2 separate regions of the Homo sapiens genome follow, and region 1 is linked to region 2. Evidence: chromatin contacts called from ENCODE Hi-C or POLR2A ChIA-PET data. All regions are on one chromosome and are shown on one strand. Each heading gives the region's core, a stretch centred on a gene start or an enhancer-like site at or near the end of the contact. The rest is flanking DNA. Distances are from core to core; before and after follow the strand shown.

Region 1 (2,700 bases), core at 148-2,647, 37 kb after region 2:
AGCACCGCAGACAGGGGTTGGGGTTAGAGCAGGCGGGGAATGCTAAACAACCGAAACGCCTTCTGAGTCTAGAGGTCTAAGATCAAGGTGTCAGCAGGGTTGGTTCACTCCAAGGCCTCTCTCCTTGGCTTGCAGATGGCTGTCTTCTCCCTGTGTCTTCACACGGGCTTTTCTGGGTATGGCCATGCCCTAATCTCCTCTTCTTATAAGGACATCAAAGCAGGGCATGATGGCACATGCCTGTAATCCCAGCACTTTGGGAGGCTGAAGTGGGAGGATCACTTGAGCCCAAAAGTTCAAGACTAGCCTGGATAACATAGCAAGATCCCATCTCTTTAAATTTTTTTTTAAAATTAGATGTGGTAGTGTGTGCTTATAGTCCCCAGCTATTCAGGAGGCTGAGGTAGGAGGATTGCTTGAACCCAGGAGTTCAAGGCTGCAGTGAGTTCTGATGGTGCCACTGCACTCCAGGCTGGGCCATGGAGTGAGACCTTGACTCAAAAAAAAAAAAAGGACACCAGGCCTATTGGATTAGGGCTCAACCTAACGAACCCATTTTAACCTAATCACCTCTTTAGAGACTCGGTCCTCGAATACAGTCCCATTGTGAGATACTGGGGCGTGAGAGCTTTAGGATGTGAGTTTGGGGTGGGAAATACAATTCAATCCATGGTGAAGGGGCTCCTGCAGAGGGGATGAAGTTATGGATTTTGCGATAGGGAGATTATCTTGGATGATCAAGGGGCCCATTGTCATCGCAAAGATCTTATAAGAGGGAGGCAGGAGGGTTAGAGTAGGAGAAGGTGGAAGAGAAGAAGAAGAGATGGTGGAAACAGAGGTCAGGGCAATTCCGCCACCAGCCAAGGAGTGTGGCAGCCTCTAGAAGTTGCAAGAGGAAAGGAATGAAGCCTCCTCTGGACCCTCCAGAAGGAACCAGCCCTGCCAGTGCCCTGACCTCATCTCCATAAGCTCCACTGGGACCTTCTGCCCTCCAGAACGGGGAGATAACAATATTGTGTTGCTTTAAGCCTCTATGTTTGTGGTGATTTGTTCAGCAGCAATAGGAAATCCACACGTCATCCAAATGCCCTCCTTTACAGAAAGCTTCTGAACCCGCTCTTGCCTCGGTTGGCAAACTTCTGCCCTCCACACTCCTCCTCCTCTGGGATGGGTGGGGACAAGTCCTTCACTGGGGTCAGGTTGCCCCAAAGCCTGTCTCCTGGACTTGGAGGCTGCTCCCTCCGACCTCGGCACCCCCCAAGGGCCAGAGGCCACCACCTCGAGCAGCCAGCGGGTAAGAGCCAGCCTGCAGGGTGGATACTAAATACAATAGGTCTGTGACCACACACGGCCCCACCCCCAGGGGCCCAGGCCCCGCTGACCTTCCCACCCCGGGGCACACCCAGCTGCTTCCTCAAAGCCACAGCCCTTTCCTCCAGCCCAGCCTTTGCCCTGGCCCTTTCCTCTTCTGCTCCTGACGTGCCTGACTCATCCAGCAAGTTCCAGCTCAGAAATCTCTGGGGGAGCCTGGTCCAGCCCCGTTCCATCCACCCCGCCCTGCTGGCTTCATTTCATTTCATGCACTCAGTAGATGGGCACACAGCTCTCCTCTGTTCTCCTCTGGAAGGCACAGGCAGAGCCCTCACCTCAGGACCTCCAGAAGCTGACAATTGGTCGGCGGGAGCAGGGTAGGGGGTTGGGTGGGAGCCTGTGACATGTTTTAATGAAGTGTAGACATTTTAAATATACAATTCAAAGACTTTTTTAAAAATCTTAAGTACATATGTTTTTAGAGACAGGGTCTCACGCTGTGGCCCAGGCTGGAGTACAGTGACACCATCATAACTCACTGCAGCCTCGAACGCCTCAGCTAAAGCAATCCTCCCGCCTCAGCCTCCCAGCCTCCCAAGCAGCTGGCAGTGCAGATGTGCACCACCATACTCAGCTAATTTAAATTTTTTTTTTTTTTAGAGATGGGATCTTGCTGTGTTGCCCAGGCTGGTCTCAAACTTTTGGGCTAACGCAATCCTCCCACCTCAGGCTCCCAAGGCATTGAAATCACAGGCATGAGCCACCGCACCCAGCCATGGGACTTCTGATGAAACTGTATCATGCAGCCATCACCCCCATCGACACAGAGGACTCTTCCCTCATCCCAAAGCTGCTTTCCCAGCCAATCGATTGGCCTGACAATGTGAGGGGTGCTTTGTCTTTTCAGGAGTTTGCTCTTGATGGAATCCTGTGCTGTGAACTCTCTAGGCCTGGCTTCCTTCCCTTTGCACAGGGCTCAGCAAAATACAGGCCTCCCGGGGCCAGATCTGGCCTGTTGCCTGGTTTGTAGGACCTGCAGGCCAAGAATGGTTTTTACTTTTGTTTTTGTATTTTAAAAAATAATAAATAGACTTTTTAAAATACAGTTTTTTGTTTACAGAAAAATTGAGTAGACAGTATAGAGAATTCCACATGCACACACACTCAATTCCCACCCCCCCAACCCGGTACACAGTTTCCCCTGTTATTCATATCTTGCATTCGTGTGGTACACTTGTTACAATTAAGGAATCAATATTGACACAGCACTATGAACTATAGTCCCTAGTTTACATTGGGGGTCACTCTTGGAGTTGTAGGGTTCTATAGGTTTTAAGAACCGTACCGGCCGGGCGCAGTGGCTCACACCTGTAATCCCAGCACTTTGGG
Region 2 (2,700 bases), core at 118-2,617:
AAGGCCTCACCAGGACCCACCTGTGTGGCCCAGGTGTGACCTCATGTACAAACACATCTCCCAAAATCACCATCTCGTCATCATGGATCCTAGTACTATCCATGAGTTAACTCTCATTTCTGTGTTAATCGGGGGTGCAGCACATTTTGGTGCAGATTCATTGTGGCTTTGGGGTGCCATTTGGGACTCTCCCCCATGCACAATGTGTGCCTATCTCATCAAATTAAATTAGGCTTGTTTTGGCCTGGCCAGTGTCCATTCCTTCTTTTCCGGATAATAGCATCTCAGTTTTCCATGGGGAACATTTCCTCTCCCACACACTAAATGAAATCATATCTGACATGACTTGTATGGAGGATATGACCCAACCCAGCAGAAACATAGTGACTGGCTCAAGGGTGGCCATAAGATCCAGCTGGGCTGATCAGAGTTGGCCCGGACAACTGAGCTATCAGTCATGAGGTGACCCCTTTCTGCTGTTACCAAAGTGATAAGAGGTCATCTAAGAGCTGTTGGGACCATCTTTCCTCCATTTGAGGAAATCCAGCCCTAGAATGAAGCCAACACCAGGAAAAGCAGATCCAACGTACAACAGGATACAGGTTCCCAATGATGTCATTTAAGCGCCTGGATCCAGCCATGCCTGAAACCATAAACTGCCAGACATTTCTACTTAAGACTATTTGAATTGGATTCATTTCCCCTGCCACCAAAAGATGCTTGGTTAATACAAGTTATTAAGATAAGTCTGAGCAGCCTACAAATAGGCAAACAATTATTAGGGGAAATTACCTAAGACATGTGGGATAGGAGTAATATTGCTGGATAATGCAGATGCTAGCAACACAAGGCAAATAATTGAAGAATTGATCACAGTTCCCACTCTAAAGATACTGAAACCACAATCCTACTTCTCTTTCAGGAGGGCAGGGTCCTAAGTGGCCATCTGGTCTACCAGGGTGGTCTCCCCATGAAAACAGGAAATTGACATTAGTCGGCATGGGGTAGTTTAGTGAACCTGTGTTAGCTTCTCGTGATAAGCATATTTTCTTCTAAACAGCCACAAGCCATCTGTGTAATGCTCTGTTCCAGAATTCTGCGAAGATCTCTTGCTGTCAGACATACCCCATCTGGGGTTTCCAGGATCCATATCATTTTCCCTTTTGGAAAATTGGGGCCCTTGCCCATCTTCAGGCTTTACTTACTTTCCAGCAATTTCTCCTGGGTCCTCTTTCACTGTCTCCTGGCCAACCATGAATTCAATTCTCTCTTTAGAACGTCTCTTCCTCCCGTGGGATTGGAAAGAACATTTGTCCTCAGCGGCAAAGGCAGGGCTTCATCAAAGACGAGTGACTCAGTGCTTTTCCTGCTGTCTGGCCACATGATCCACATGCCCGCAAAGGGGACGTGTCTTGAACATGTCATGATTTCCCCTGAATTTCTTATGTTATTCTTTTAAAATTCACCTGGGGAACTTACTCCTTTTTTTTTTTTTTTTTTTGAGACAGTGGCTCTCTCAGTCACCCAGGCTGGTGTGCAGTGCAGTGGTGCCATCCTAGCTCACTGCAGCCTTGACCTTCTGGGTTTCGAGTGATCCTCCCACCTCAGCCTCCCAAATAACTGGGACCACAGCACCTGCTACCATACCTGGCTCATTTTAAATTTTTTTTTGTAGAGACAGGGTCTCACTATGATGCCCAGGCTGGTCTGCAATCCTTGGGCTCAAGTGAACCTCCCATCCTGGCCTCCCAAAGTGCTGGGATTACAACTGTGAGCCACTGCACCTGGCCCTTATTCCATTTTTAAGGTAATACATGCATATGATAAAATCAGCCCCAAGAGACCCAAACAATATACAATAAACAAAGTCTCCCTTCCTGATCTCCAGCTCCCAGTTCCCATCACCAAGGACAGCCATAGTCATCAATTTTTCCTTCCAGAGATATTTTGTGCATATAACGGGATACATGTATGTACATATATGTGTTTGTATGCATACATGTATGTACATATATGTGTTTGTATGCATACATGTACTGCCTTTTTGTGTGTACATGTGTGGTATAATACACATAACATAAAATTTATCATTAGTGACATCTAGTACATTCACAACCATTGCCATATCTAGTTTTAGAACTTTTTTTTTTGAGACAGTCTCGCTCTGTTGCCCGGGCTGGAGTGCAGTGGTGTGATCTTGGCTCACTGCAACCTCCACCTTCCGAGTTCAAGTGATTTTCGTGCCTCAGTCTCCCGAGCAGCTAGGACTACAGGCGAATGCCAGCGCACCAGGCTAATTTTTGTATTTTTTGTAGAGACGGGGTTTCACCATGTTGTCTAGCCTAGTCTCGATCTCCTGACCTCAAGCCATCCACCTGCCTCGGCCTCCCAAAGTGCTGGGATTACAGGCATAAGCCACTGCACCCCGGCCTAAAACATTTTCATTACTCAAGAAGGAAACCTGTACCCGTTACGCAGCATCTCCATGTCTCCCTCAGCCCCTCTCCAGCCCCCAGCAATCACCAGTCTACTTTCTGTCTCTATGGATTTGTCTATTCTGTACATTTTGTATAAATGGATTCATAGAATATTTGTTTTTCTATATGTGGCTTCCTTCGTTTAGCATAATATTTTCAAGGTTCATCTGTGTTGTAGCTTGCATCGGGGCTTCATTCCTTGTTATGGCTAAAAAATATCCCA

The links. Hi-C counts contacts between places; a loop is a spot of excess contacts on that map. ChIA-PET counts read pairs that join two places held with the same protein, here RNA polymerase II (POLR2A). Pooled maps may share reads with other maps.
Region 1: a map of psoas muscle shows a loop between it and region 2 (2.1-fold over the local background). The contact joins two enhancer-like sites. A Hi-C loop is called at or near these places in 14 of 168 maps with a recorded cell type or tissue (CD14-positive monocyte, Caco-2, aorta and 7 more), 1 of 37 single-sample maps with no recorded cell type and 11 of 50 pooled maps. POLR2A ChIA-PET finds 5 or more read pairs at or near these places in 4 of 52 experiments (MCF 10A, OCI-LY7, PC-9 and 1 more).

Annotation. Positions count from the first base shown.
Region 1 is chr12:124,625,039-124,627,738 of GRCh38, forward strand. No RefSeq gene overlaps it. Among named protein-coding and RNA genes, the nearest start is that of NCOR2, 59 kb to the left of the region's middle. Within about 2 kb of position 1,398, at least 26 of the 41 ENCODE cell types and tissues checked have a DNase peak (open chromatin) inside an H3K27ac peak, as active enhancers do; they include CD14-positive monocyte, endothelial cell of umbilical vein, heart left ventricle and 1 more, where a contact is called at or near this core.
Region 2 is chr12:124,587,809-124,590,508 of GRCh38, forward strand. No RefSeq gene overlaps it. Among named protein-coding and RNA genes, the nearest start is that of NCOR2, 22 kb to the left of the region's middle. Within about 2 kb of position 1,368, at least 9 of the 41 ENCODE cell types and tissues checked have a DNase peak (open chromatin) inside an H3K27ac peak, as active enhancers do; they include CD14-positive monocyte, endothelial cell of umbilical vein, heart left ventricle and 1 more, where a contact is called at or near this core.